Regions from separate parts of the Mus musculus genome. Here region 2 is linked to region 1. Evidence: chromatin loops called from intact Hi-C (ENCODE). Cell type or tissue: left cerebral cortex. All regions are shown on one strand. Each heading gives the region's core, and the rest is flanking DNA. Links, peaks and the distances in the headings are about the cores only.

Region 1 (7,505 bases), core at 1,225-6,224:
TTTTCTGGACTGTGTTCTCTCCAGGGGAAGGACACACACACATAGCTATGTTCCTGTGTCCCCTGAGTGCTCACAGCAGTGCTGGTCTTATCTGTAGAAAGTCCTGTGCACACACAAGTTCTATTGGGCTCCTCTTGCTGGCTCTATGAAGCCATTGGACCTCCACATGATCCGGGTCTCAGGTGAATGTTCACCTGAGCTGCCTAAGGTGTGTGACCCCCAAGGGTTAGGAAGCTGAGAGGTCAGGACTTGAGTTACCCCTAGGGTTTCTGGGTGACGTATGCTGTTTTCCACATGGGTGAACAATGAGTTAGGGAAAGCTCAGCCAGGTGAGTCACAGCCATAAACGCTAGGGCCAGGACCACGCAGGGTTCTTTCCAGCTCTCAGGTGCCTTACCAAGATGTTAAGACACACATAGTCAAAGACGTACTCCTGAGGAGTGTTCAGGGAAAAAAAAGTCCCATGATTACATGAACAAGTTTGGGAACTAGCTAGAAATTTGAAAACGTGAAGAAATGAATGTATCCCAGAACCTAGGAAGGTGAAGTCATGTGTGGCATAAAGGGGCCCATCTGGATCAATGTGCCCCTGGCCCTGACCTGCCTGGGCAGGGCACATGGATGACCTGGGTGAAGTTCCACAGACCAGAGAAGAGCTGGAAAGCTGAGAGCCGGGAAGCCAGTCCTATCCTTGTGAGCTGAGACTGAGTGACCACTTCATGGGGGTCCTGAGGACACAGTGAGCTTGGACTGGGGAAAATCCAGACTGCCACAGTGTCGCTGTGGTGTGTGCTCCCTGGGCGGCTGAGGAGAAATGAACAAAAGCATGCCCACCAGCTGTCCCTGTGAGGTCACCCTCGCCAGAAGGCCCGATGGGCAGGTCTGGGGGGTCAAATGTTGAATGAGGAGGACCACACTGCTTCTTGTCTTTAAAGCTGGAGTCCAGGAGAGAGTCTGAGTGAACCCAACTTCACCTGTTTGGGGACACACCAATCAACCAGGTCTTTTTCAGCAGTCTGAAACCCTGTCCAATCTGGGACTCGAAGAGAGTCACTTGACTCTTAAGGAACTGCCAGCAGACCCACTGCACAGGAAGCCACCCATAGTACCTGTCCACATCCGAGTCTCTATGCCACTTCCCTGGGGTGAGGGAATCACCCACGCTCAGTAGTAGGAGCCTCTGGAGCCACAGGTACACACAGGGCTTCTGAACCTCCATATAGAAATGTAGAGATGTAGACTCACTCAGCCTCTCTCCTTCATGGTAGCAGCAGACAGCTCTTTGAGTGCAGGTGGTGGGCTCTGTAGCTCAGTATAATGCATCCTTCCAGAACTCCCCACCCACAGAGGCAGGACTCCCACCTTGTCATATACTTCCTGTTCCTTCCAATAACTGTAGAAATTGCTCTCGGGGTACATCGAGATGTCAGAGAGCTGAAAGTGACAAGGACACAGGATGGCCCCTGATTACACCCTAAACATCATGGCAGAGAAGAACCATTAGCTGTTCCCCATCTTCTGTTGCCAGTCAGAACCATGGCTACTCCAAGCCTCTGATCCCAGGTCTTTGGTGCAAGCAAGGCCTCTGACCTCTTTCAGTGTCTCCTGACCGGGGCACCCTGGGATCTAACCAATGTGTGTGTGTGTGTGTGTGTGTGTGTGTGTGTGTACATGCACCAGCACACAGATTCTCATCAAGGAACTCTTGTGGGGTTCCATCTGTAGTATGCAAGCGACCCACAACTCATTTGACTTGCTATGGCTGCTGAACCCCACCCCGGTTGGCACTTGGCTACCGGTTTAGGTTCTCTCCACTCTTGGTTGCTTCTTTCCTGGGTCTGGGTCTTGTATCTACCTCTCTCCTCACCAGTTGCTTCTGATTGGAGTCTAAAAAGGCTGCAGGTGTGTGGTGGGGGATGGGATCATACTCCGACCTGTAGCCTGGTTCCTCTTGAATCACCCTAAGCCATTCTTCTGAGCCTGGGGTAAGCCTGAGGCAGCTGAAGCTGCAACCCCAAGGATCCAAGAACTGAGCTTAGACAGGGTGTCCTCCGAGGATCCAGGTGGGCAACCTGCAGGTGTTTGCCTGTAGGGACCGGGAACCCTTGTGAGGTTCACCTTATTAATGTCTTCCCACTCACCTGGAAGAGTGTTCTGAAGTCTGTGCCCTGTCAACGGTCCTAACTCTTTCCCTTCTGCGCATGCTGTGGGCAGAGACAGACGTGGGAGGCTGCGGCAGCCTCTGCTGAGGTTAGGAAATCTTTCCTAACCATCCAGGGAACCTCTCCAGCTGCACCACTCTGTTTTCTGGATCTTGGCACTTCTGTCATCCCTCCTGCCAAGATCCGTGGGCACCCCAGGCTTATCTCTCACTGCCAAGAGAGGTAGGACAGGTGGGGACAAGAGGAGAGGTGTCAGGAGGTCCATGAACTGATGTACTGTGAACTCTGGGGTCCCTGACATCTTTCCTCTGTCCCCACTTGTTGCGGCATGAGTGCAGATAAGAAAGCAGAATGCCTCCAAGGGACTGTCACCACTTGGCCAAGGCTCTTGATGTCTACAAAATCAGACAGCCTGGGCATGGCTAAAGGATGAAATCAGGGGATCCTGAGAGGGTAGGCGGCCTTCTTGCAAAGGTGCCTTTGTGGGTCCCTCAGCATATCCAGATAGACTAAAGCTAAATAGTAAGGCAATGAGGGGTAGGAAGCTAGAAGTGGGGTGCTGGACAGTGGGCTATGGTCCATCCTACAGCTCCCAGTCACATGAATATATCCTGACTGCAGTCTCTGGTCCCACAGTTGCCCAGGTAGGGACTGGACTGAGTGACTGACCACCGCCTGGGTCCTAGACAGAGACATCTGCCTGCATCTGGGTGAGGTCTTCTTTCTGTATTGGGCAGGGATCACCTGCTTATATCAGGACAGGGTTGTGTGCATGGACTCTGAATATGTTTCTCTGTATTCATCTGGGTGAGGTTACCAGCCTGGGTTAGGGTGTGGTCATCTGCCTTCAACTGGTTAGGGCTACTTCCTGTCCTTGAGTTGGGCTGTTTCTGTTATCTGCCCAAGTCAGGTGTCTCCCTCCCTACCGCCCCCCACCCCACACCAACTTTGAGATGTGGCAGGCATGCAGAGAGTGGCTGTTACATGCCAGGGGTTTACAGCCTTAGGAGACCCTGACAAGCCAAGCCTGCAGCTGGCAAATCTGCCCCTTCTGCCAGAGAATTACAAAGGAGAATTACTCCCGAGGCAGCTACCTCTTCCAATAAATAATACATGCCCGTAAGGACACTGCAGAGAATGTGGAATCCCAAGCCAGGCATGGATAGCTCCATTTTCCAGATCAGTCTACGTGTAAGCAGCTGGAACAGGAGAGAATTCTCAAGGCCCTGCAAGCCCTCCCTACTCAACAGGGTAGTGTAGGAAGACACCAAAGTCCATGGTCACCACCACGGAGAGCATGCAGCCTGTAGGGTGGCCCCAGTGAAGTCAGAGAGCCATGGTAGTCAGCATGCTGTAGTCTCCTAGCATTGGCTTGCTGCATGGATTCCCACTGGGCAGCAACAATAGGATGGTCTCAGCGGGAGCCTTGGGGCCCTGAAGGTGCCCTCCATGACCATCTGTAGTATGTCTCTTTGATGAGGTATATCCAAGCAACAACTTTTTTTTTTTTTTTGTATTCCACGAGGACCATGGGATACCATTGAAGTCCTGAAGCCATTCCTGCAGCTCCCTGATGTCCATAGTGGAAATGGCGTGGGTGTGGAAGTTCCCATGTTTCCACTCTTGGAATTCATGGCACGCTCTCCTTAACCACATTGGATTTGGTGCGCCGCCTTGTGGTCTTATCTGGGAACTGCATCTGCCCACCAAGCGGTTCCTGACCGTCCTCTCACCCCATGATCCTGTTCAGCAATCAGAAGCTGACCTTCAAAGCCTCCATAGTTCCTAGAGGGTGCTATAGTTTGATTCCAGAGAATGGTCCATCTTCACGTTCCAAAATTTGCATGTCAAGATCATGCAAGTACCCCCAACTCCACTTCAGCTACTTCTAGCAAAATGGCAGGAGATGGAGACTTGGCTTTCCAGGTGAGGGTTTCCTAGCAACCTTCTCTCCAGGCCAATGCTTGCACCCCTCTCCAGGTCTGGCAGGACATTTGGAGACCAGGGGCAGCTCACTATCAACACCGTTTCACATTGGCGGATGCCCTTCCCGTGCCGTCTCAGGGACTGTTCTCAGCCCATCTGTGGGCGGCTGTCTTTGAGCAGGGAGTATGTGCCCTACCCCGATTCCCTTGCCCAGCCCTTGAGAGCATTCAGGAATGGTCGACAAGTGTAAGTTGGATGGTGAATGAGGTGGGGCTTTTCTGCAGGGGGAAAGAGCCTCTGTTTCCCTGGGCTTGGGATCTGTCTTCAGCCCTACTAGGCCCCACCCAGTGTCCACTCAGGTTCTGTACATTCACAATGGCCAAGGTCACATCACCGCAAGCCACAAGAAGGCCCTGCCTGCAGCTGGGAGAGCTGAGAGGACCAGCAACTGCTAAGTGTACTGTGAGTCCTGAGGGGCTCACCTGACCACACCATTACCCTGGTGGCCATACTCTCAGCCATCCTGAGGGTCACCTGGGTCATGTGGGAAACCAGCTCTATATATTCTGCTCTGTTCTCTCCCAGCGATGGGAAGCTCAGCCGCCTCACTTGACAGAAGAGCCACCAGAAGCATAGGGGAGGTAGGAGACCCAGGTCCTACACCTGAGGCTATTCAGTAGCCATGCCAAGCCCAACAAAAAGGCAGGCATACACTGACACTGTCATACATGCAGATATATGTACAAGTACGCATTCTTACACACACATGTATCACCACACTGTCTGCACACTCGTATTACTGCACACACACACACATGCACACACACACACATGCACACACACTCAGAGAGAGAGAGACACACAGAGAGAGACTAATACACACAGAGACAGACACACACACACAGACACACACTCTCACACACACACAGTTGGCTTTGCATGCTATCCACTCACACACTTGAGTGTATTCAGCCCACATCTTCTAAGAACAAACAGCCATCTCCAGGAACAGCTCAGATTAAATCCATATTTAGGAGAATTTCCTGAAGAAAACATAATCAACAAAGATGCAGTTCCACCCCAGGGAGACAGCGCTTACCTCGTTATGCGGAGCAATTTAGCGCCTCGCTGACTAGAGCTTTCTGTTGCAGAATATAATATTTGCTTTCCCTTCGCATCAGCAAAAGGCCCATTAAAGTTATTTCCCGAAACAAAAAACCATCTGTCCCCTAAAGGTGGATTTAAGATAAGATACTGCCTGAGGCACAGGGCTTCAGTACCCAGTTTGGCAGTCTGATCTCTGTATGTGTGCATCCTATGTGTGCTCCCACTGATGAGGGGCCCTGAAGCAGGGACAGCATCTTCCTCATCTTGTCCACTGCCCAAGAGCTGAGTCTCCTGTGGGGAAAGGGGTGTAAATAATCATGGAATACATGGTCTTTAAGATAATTGCCACAGCAACTTCTATCTGAAACCCAGGAACTAGGAAGCAGGCAAGAAACCAACAGAGAGAGAAAATAATTTCCAATTAACAGTCTTAAAAGAGATTATCAATGTAGCAGCTATTATGAAAAACTATTATCCTGGGATGGCAGGTAACTCTATTCATAAAGGGCTTACCACATAAACAGGAGGACTTGAGTTCAATCCCTAAACGCAGTGGGAAAGCTGGGTATGATGGTGCATGCTTGCAATCCCAGCGTAGAGATAGGGGTTCCTCTGAACTCACTGGTCAGACACCATATCCAGATCTGAGTGAGAGATGGTCTTTTAAAATAAGATGGATGGCTCTTAGGAAACAGCATTCAAAGTTGACCTGTGACTACACACTCACATGAGTGTGCATCTGCACACGCACGCGTGCACACGCGCACACACACACACACACACACATACCACAGTCAAGTGAAGCCCCTTAACAAATGAATTGATTTTCATAAAAAATCCCATGTTTATTTATTCGTACTCTAGAGTTCTACCAAGAAAACTGAACAAGAATGTTCTAGAAGCCATATCCAAAAAATCCAAATACCGTACAAGCCCATTTACCCCATCAATGGAGGACAGACACATGGACACTCTGTGATATATCTATATTTTCAGTGGATGACAGATGAACTCCCTGTGGTATATCCATATACCATCAGTGGAGGACAGGTGAATATCCTGTGGTATATCCATATACCATCAGTGGAGGACAGGTGAATATCCCGTGGTATATCCATATACCATCAGTGGAGGACAGATAAATATCAGTGGTGTACCATACACTGGAACTCAGTTCAGCTCATTCCGTCTAAGACTGTGTGATTGTCGCATGTTAACAAGAAGCTTGAGAGCAAGAGACAAACTATAAGGGATCCTATCAGAGGAGTGTCAGAGGCGAGGCTTGACTGAGATGGGGCCTGAGAGAAGTTCTGGGTTAGGGATGTGATCTGACTCTTTATAGGCTTGGCATTAGCGAGTACGTGGATCTGTGGGCTTACTGAAGCGCATACTTGGCAAATCAGCAAATGCTGCTCTCAGAGGAAGAGTTACAGCTGTGAGCACCGGGTTAACAAAGGAAAATGACCACTTCAGCAGCCGGACTTCACATCTCAGAGGCTAGAAAGGCAGGAGAGGGACTCACCTGGAAGCCAGCAGAAAAGGGAAGATGCCACTGTACAGCAGATGGTGACAGGTGACAGGTGACAGGGAGACACTGAAGCCTGCCTCCCAAGGAGACCAGCAGGCTTCTGATTACAGTGCTTAGTGGGGAAGAAATTAAGCCACCCCACCGAATGCAGAGCATACATGAACCCCCACAATTGACTGTTGCTGAACTTCAGTTGGTAAGAATCACTGATGGCATTTGGGAAGAAAGGTATTGGTGACTGTGAATAACATAACAAGGCATAACGTAAAAGATGGATCAGTGAAAAGCAGTAGATATGGGTTCAAGGGCTCATGGGTAATGAGACAAGAGAGAGTAAGACATGAAGAATTGGGATGCTGGGGTACTATTTACCCATTGTACCCAAGGTTTCTGAATGTTTGAGAATTTGTTGTAAAATACTTGAAGAAATGACTGTCAATAGCTCCGGGCCATTCCTAGCAGCCTAGAGTAGCTAGAAAGCATGCTCTCTGCAAGGGTGTAGTCATGTGTGCTTGTTCGTTTGATACCCACATTTGTAAACCTTCCTCAAGCCTATGCAGTCAGGACTTTACTGCCAGAGTCTTCAAGTCACGTGATCTGTGGGGAAGGGTGGTGGTGGTATATGTATGTGTGAGTGTGATTGTCGGGGCGGTGGAGGAGTGAGTGTGTGGGAAGTGTGCAGAGATCCATGCCAGGTGTCTTCCACCATTGCTGTCCATCTTGTCTCTGAGACAGCCTCCACCTGAGACAGGAGCTCTTGGATTCAGTTAGATAGACTAGGC
Region 2 (7,505 bases), core at 1,094-6,093, 86 kb after region 1:
TTGACTGTGTGGAAGAGCTGGTCTGGATTACTGTGCGGAGGCTTAGGGTGTAGACTCAGCACTGTCTCTCCTTAAAAATCTATCCATGATCTTGGTCTTTTAGGACCTTCACCAGGATCAGCAAGCTGGCTTCACTTCAGTCCTGGCCCACTGACTGCCACTGCACACAAGGTACCTCCTACCCACTGTGTGCAAGTTGGCTGTGATGGCTTCACCAAGGTCCCATTGGGAGATTAAGATGTGGTGGCAAGTGTCATCTTGTGTATACCAAGCAAAGCTACAAGCAACATGAAGGAATGGGGTTCTGAGAGTTGTAAAAGGTCCCCCTCTATCTACATGCCACAGCCTGCTGAAACGTATACTTCAGTCTTTAGCGTGGACTCCCACACCCTACCCCAACCATATGCTGGACTTGGGTCAACTTGTAATACACCAGCTTCCAGGCCCTGGACTCCAGTATTGGGGCCTGAGCACTTTAGACCTGCCAGACTAACTGTCATCAAGTAACAGTAGCTTCCCAACTGGAAAGCTGAGACCACGCCCTGATCCTGAACAAGCCAAAGTGTAGAAGGTAGGGGCTTAGGGTCTAGGCAGAGAAAGAGCTCCAGAATTTGTTACAGGGCCACTGGTCTTTGGCTGAAGACAATGTCTATGTGAAGCTGGACAAAGAGCCTCCAGGAGCTGTGAGCAGAATGAATCCATGGCTACTCACAGAAGGCTGTGGGTCAGATGGGTTCCCACCAGCTCCTCCTCACACAAGCACAAGCGAGATCTCAGGCCACATCGTACCCCCAAACAGGCTATGCTAGAGGCACTGGAAAGCTGGAACTCAGGGCTAGCAGGCTTAATGCTGATGTGCATGTAACTGCACTGCAGCCAGAAAACTTGTAACACTTGTCTTAGAATAGAACAAAATCTCACATTCCAAACCATGAAACTCACAATGTACTGCAGCTAGTGATACATTTCCAGACACATGCAAGTGGAAAATATGACCCTAAACCAGAGGGAAATCAGACTGACTCTGAAATGACGAAGGCGATGGATTAGTGAACAGGGCTATTAAAGCATCTGTTACAAAAGTGCTTGACATGTTCTGGGAACAAAATGACAGATGACAGAAATAAGGGAGAACTGGAAAACAGAAAGGACCAGGCAGGAGTTCTGAATATAAAAGTAAAATTCCTGTGCCGGGCAGTGGTGGTGCACGCCTTTAATCCCAGCTCTTGGGAGGCAGAGGCAGGCTGATTTCTGAGTTCGAGGCCAGCCTGGTCTACAGAGTGAGTTCCAGGACAGCCAGGGCTACACAGAGAAACCCTGTCTTGAACTCCCCCCACCCCCCAAAAAAGTAAGATTCCTGAAGTACAATTCTGTTGGCTGGGTGTAGGGTCACGCACATGTGCTATGTGGGGCTAGGAAGGACGAGTCCTTGGGATTAGCTGTGCTGCACACGGCAGGCCACACCCTAACTGTCATTGCTGGGTGCACAGGAGCAGTGCCAGTCTGCTTTGTGACCACGGGCTCTTCCCAGAGGCATCCTCTCTAACCTGGATCACATCTCCTGGATCTGTCCTCCCGGCTGCCAGTCAGGCATGCCTCCGGCCCTCTGCCCCTCCCATCCAGTCTACTTTTCTTCCAGTATTTCCTTGTTGTTGCATCAACACTTTCATGTTTTCTGTTTCTTTGAAGAGCCAAATGAACACAATGGAACACCAGCACATTTCTTAACAACATAGAAAAGAGCATGAAGACCTAAGAGAACTGACTCCAAACAAAGTAGAAAGAAAAAGGTCAAAATAGTTCCAGTGACCCATGGAAACCTCCATCTAGTGCATGTATAAATAGAGTCCCCCAAACCCTCAAAAATAATGGCTAAACCTTTTCCAAATGCTTTGAAAAATATAGCTACTCCACCAAGAAACTCAGTGAACCTCCACAAAATACAGAGAGACAACCACAGAGGCACATCACATGAAACCGAGAAAGCAAGCAGGAAAGGGGCTGAGAAATCCTGAAAGCAGCCAGAGATAAAAGGCTACAGGGGCACCAAGACCAGGAATGACAAGACTTCTCACTAGAAACAACACGGGTTTGAGGCACAGAGAACCTGCCATGTGTTGTAAGTACGACTGATCAAGCTAGAATCTTGTAGCAATTGAAAATACCTCTCAGATTGAGTTGAGGTAAATACTTTTTAAAGAAAACCAGCCACTGGAATTTGTCACTATCAGACACATATATAAAAACTGTTCAGCTAGTCAGGCAAAACCTGGGTCCAAACAAAAGAATGGAGTACACCCAACATGACAGCTCAGAAAGAAGACAGAATTAGAACGTTAAAGGGTAAACAGTTTACTGTATCTTTTCTTCCAATCCATTGCTTCAACGCTGCTTCTAAAATGGCTTCTAGAAACAACAGTATAGCCATGGAGGAGACCTCCCCTCTTTTCCCTTTTAAAACATGTTTTCTAATTGGCTTACAAAATAGGAGGTCTTGATATTTTTCCCTAAACCCATTCATTGTCTTTGTTAACTCTCTCATCCCATACCCTGTCTTCCTTTTTCTGGCTGGAGCTAATCCTTGCCCAGCATCATCCTTTTCTACACTCACATCACCGATGCTCTACCAGATATTCTCCCTTATGGGGGCACTGACAGCTCCTTTCTAGTTCCTGGCTTCTACACATGCTCCAAGTTAAGCACACAGCTCTAAAGAGTCTAAGCTGGATCCATACATGAGAGAGAACATGTGGTGGTGTTTGCCTTCTTGGCCCCGGGTCATCTGTTTTCTAGCTCTATCCATTTACCTGCAAACTTCATCTTTCCCCATATCTGAGTACAATTCCATTTTGTATACATCACATTTTTTAAGCCATTCAACTGTTGACAAGACATTTAGAAGGCTGGTTTCCTTTCCTGGCCACTGTGAAAAGAGCAGCAGTGAACACTGAGGGCCAGTGTCTCTGTAGCAGGATGTAATGTCCTTTGGGTCTATGCCCAGGGTGGTAGAGCTGGGTCATATGGTTAGTCTATGTGTTGCTTTTCTGTGGAACCTCCATACTGATTTTCATAGTGATGTACCAGTCCACACTCCCACCAACAGTGAATAAGAGTTCTTTCCCCGTAACCTCGACAGCATCTGCTATCATTTGATTTCTGGATAATAGCCATTCTGGTTGGGGTGAGACAGAATTTCAAAGTGGTTTCAGTTTGCATTTCCCTAATGGCCTAATTATATTGAATACTTTCTAAAGTATTTATTAGCCATTAATATTTATTTCGAGAATTCTCTATTTTCCAACGCCCATTTTTAAATCAAACTGTTGTCTTGAAGTTTCTTTCCTTTTCTTCCTCTTTTTCTTTTTTTTTAGTTCTTTGTCCTAAATGTTAGTCCTGTCAGATGTAGAGTTGCCAGATATTTTCTTGCATTCCATAGGCTGCCTAAACAAAATTCCCAGTCCCAAATGTAAACTCTCTCCTTGCAAGCTATTGGTCATGGAGGCCCCAGGATAGATTTCCAGCGTTCTTCTTGGTTACCCAGCAGAACTGAACAATGAGGCAACTTGGTTGTAAAATAGAGAGATGATCAAGCTGGAACTTGGCCAGTAGCTTCTTCCCTGCTGGATGGCTTTCACAGCGAGAAGGTGCTGTACAGGCTAAAGGGTGAGAAAAGGCCTGAGCTCTTACCAGCTGTGAACCCAACAACTATAAACACAACTTGTGAGACAAGGTGTGCTTACAAGTGCAATAGTGGCACTACTATTATAAGTAACCTACAACTCTTGGAATAGATTTCATGCCTACTCCATAGGAGGTAACACATGAGTGTACACACACACACACACACACACACACACACACACCCCTTTGCTCCCAAATTTATGGCTGGGACACTATTGGCCTTAGAAGGAACTGACTACTGTTGTCTGACCGGACACTAAACTGCTCTCTAAATACTTAAGGCTTATACTCACAGATAAATGCCACTATTGACTCAGAGAAGCTTCTCTGGGAGTGACTAACAATGAATGCAGAGACTCATGTCTGTTCAAGGTGCTAAGAATAAGTGATAGCTAAGTGCTCATCCCTCAAAGGATATTTATATACCTCCTCTAAGGCTTAATTAGACAGCATCATGGAAGAGGGAACTCAAAGAATATAAAAGTAGGAAGAAAGGAAAAGGGCTGCAACATGCTATCTTCAGGGCATAAGTGGAAGCATGCTCTCATGAGAGCTGTGGTTGCCTGAACTGTGCTTACAAGAGTAGGCCTGCCAGCAGTCAACCATGGATAGCGGAGGGACTCATGGGGCCCCACCCAGCCCTGCTGAACTATTGGCTACTGACAGATTCTGGAAGTTACCGACTTCAGGTGCATACACAATGGTGATAGATCTGAACCCTTGCTCCCACAGCGAGACCTACCACCTGACAAGGCCCCTCTGAAGGCAGCTGCTAACAGATGCCAAAGGCTTTGCTAGGGACAAATGCAGAGGCCATGAGTGCAGAGACAGCCTCTATCACCAGACCTGTGGCATCATGCAGAATTAAGCGATGAAAGTAGCACTGGTAAGCACGTATGGACAGAGGCCTGAGCATAATGGACGTTTAGAGCATTTGGGTGCCAGGCCAGAGGGTGGATGTGTGATAATGAGTCTGGATTGGGAACGACCTCTGGGGTGCCTGTGTTGTCAGAGACAATGAGAGCAGGAGGCCTCTGACTATGAGTGGCTGCATCCCTGGATGGACATGTAGGATGCCAGGATGCTTGGGAGGTGGTGAAAAGTAGGTGCTGGGGAAGCAGGAAGCAGTGACCACTATAGGCAAGTCTGTTTTCCCTCCGTCCTCAGCTTCTTAACTTCCTCTTAACTACCTACCTCGTCTGCCTTGCCTGGATGGACTGCCCACCCGTGAGTCTCCCAGGAAATAAGTTATTCTTCCCATATTGTTCTTGTCAAGTATTTAGTTGCAGCTACAAAAAAGCAAATACTAGAAAGTCTTCTGAAATGGCAGTGACAGTCTAAACCCCACAGCCCCAGTCTGTGTAGTGTGGTCCGGCCACCTGCTGACCCCTGCCGTAGTCCCAGTTCTGTCCTCTGCCTAAGTCTCCTGTGACTCCTCTTCCCACTGCCAGTGACATTCACCTTTGCCTATCCATTCACATAAACTCTTGTCTTTAACAACACTTCGTCATGGTTCACTGCAGCCCCCACGCAGTCATTAGAAGCATCCTGAGTGTCCCTCCTTGACCTTTCCAGAGTACCCAAGGTGCACAGCTCCTGCACCACCATCTCATACAGCCAGTTTGCTCCTTCTCTTTGTTACTCACGACATGAAGTGTCCTGACATCCTTGTCAGAAGTGCTGGGGTGGACCCACTAGCTGGCTGCTGACATTCCTGTACTTCCCAGGAGTGGCGTGAGGCAGTGCTGGCTCCCAAACAGCAATGACAGCAGAGCTTGCCAGTGAGTGTAAGCAGATCACTAAGTCAGAGTTGTCTGAGGTTTGAGCACAGTGGCTGGCCAACAGTTCTGCTTCCCAGGGAGTGCCTTGGTGAAAGCCACAGATTCCCAGGCTGTCAATAGCTGGTAGGAAACGGACTGAAGGGCCTCACACACTCATCTCTGAATCATCCACAAAGAAATTTCCAGTGGGAAATTTTGTGATAATTGTTGCTGTCTTTAATAGCCAAGAAAATCCTGTCCCTGGGAAGAAAGTCATTTTACTTACTGCCATGCATCATTTCAAGCCATTCTTTAAAATGAAAGCAACTCAGTTTCCTTAAACAACAAATAAACAAAGCTAACATTCCTCTAAATGGTCACACAGTTCTTAGTCAACAAAGAGGAAGCCTGAAGAATGCACAGTACTTCTGAAAGAAAGAGACAGAGCAGCTCTGCAAAGAAAGGCTGCAGGCAACCAGAGTTAGGGTCCTCAAAGCAATGCTGACCATTCCCTCCCTCACTGATGCCCACTCGGGACTGTGCTGCAAGTCTCTACACTGTGACTAAGAGTCGGGGATGCACATCACTGCCGAGGAGCCTGCACAGATAGTTTGTGCCAAGAGGTCTGGGTGAGGTCCTGGCCCAGAAGTGACATGCTAAGGAGATCTAGGTGACAGCTCAGTTAGCACCCAGAGTCCATGCTTAGTATGAACTGAAAGCTGGTGATATGGAAACCCTATGAAAGTACGGGAGACCTCCGCCAGCCTCACAGCATCCTATACATATAAAACTTCTTGAGTAACTAAACTTGTTTTTCAAAAAACACTCAGAAATTAAAAAGAAAAAAAGATTCCTCCAATTATTTGTTTAAAATCTCTATCCTTTCTATCTTTAATTAAATCCAAATGTCCAGTGCCATGGACTCTCTTTGATATTCAGTATTAAGGTCTCTACTGCTCTGATAAAACACTATGACCAAAAGCAACTTGAGGAGGGAGGAGTTTATTTCATCTTACAGTTTATGTCCATCATTGGGGGAAGTCAGGGCAGGAACAGAAACATAGGAAATGGAATCTTGCTGACTGGCTTGCTCCCCATGGCTTGCTCAGCCTGCTCTCTTACACCATCCAGGACCACCTGCCTAGGGGTAGTACCACTCACAGTGGGCTGGGCCCTTCCATATTAATCGTTAATCAAGAAAATGCTCCACAGGCTTGCCCAACCAGCATTCTGGTAGGCTCATTTTTCAGTCGAGATTCCTTCTTCCCAAAGCTTGTGTCAAGTTGACAAGACACCATCTAGAAGATTATTAGAACACAGAAAGCCTTAAACACACAATGATGGTGATGGTGTCAGGCTCACCATAAAACCACTTCCCTATGTGTGGCTCACTAGCTGGCTCAAACCAACTCTGCCCTCCCATATAAGCCGCGACAGATGGCACATAAAGCTCTCCACTCACAGGAATCAAGGCAGGCAGTGGCTGTGTTTTATGGTGTTAGTGTATGGAGAAGGTGGGCTTACAGTCAGCACATCAGCCTTCTGGGGTATCCCTAAGTCTCAGGAGCAGCAGCAGAGAGGCACCAAACAGAGCTTCTGCACACAGTAGGGATGAAATCTCGAGAAAAGCAGGAAGACTGGAAATACATCAGACCTCATGGAACCCACACACAGCCAGCCCATCAGCTTGATATTAGAATGGATTCTGATGGCCTACTTTCACTTTGATCCTGACTAGAGATCTCCTTAATAAAATACTTTATTATTATTTAATATTTATTCTTAATAAAATACTATCAAAAGTGGCAAATATCAGGCATAGTGAGAGAAGATGTGAGACAAAACACAGGGAGCACCTGCCAGGGGGCACAGGGAGATGACCAAACAGCAGAAGGGAGCCAGGCCATCCAAGCAGACCCAAAAGACATACACTGCAGTTATCAGATTGCTCTATCACAGATTAAGGCTCAGCAGGGTAAGTGTTAGGGTGCCTTCCCTATCTTGAGTCAATACTGTCCCCACAGTCCCCATAATAACTTGAGGGACTTAGAAGTATGGAGAATT

What was found. Hi-C counts contacts between places; a loop is a spot of excess contacts. Peaks named below come from ENCODE experiments on the same cell type or tissue, not always from the same donor. Only the 100,000 strongest peaks of a DNase experiment are listed, where the experiment ranks them.
Region 2: a loop joins it to region 1, with 2.5 times the contacts of the local background. A loop is called at or near these places in 7 of 42 quality-filtered maps.

Annotation. Positions count from the first base shown.
Region 1 is chr1:92,356,666-92,364,170 of GRCm38, forward strand. No RefSeq gene overlaps it. Among named protein-coding and RNA genes, the nearest start is that of Gm35992, 19 kb to the right of the region's middle. In left cerebral cortex, for the core only: CTCF peaks have their summits at 3,852 (motif pointing left) and 5,170; DNase peaks (open chromatin) are centred at 2,278, 3,832 and 5,112; H3K27ac peaks cover 271 bases.
Region 2 is chr1:92,443,023-92,450,527 of GRCm38, forward strand. The region is part of intron 9 of Ndufa10 (NADH:ubiquinone oxidoreductase subunit A10); the gene reads right to left. Among named protein-coding and RNA genes, the nearest start is that of Mir6900, 18 kb to the right of the region's middle. In left cerebral cortex, for the core only: no CTCF peak of the experiment used is centred there; a DNase peak (open chromatin) is centred at 4,126.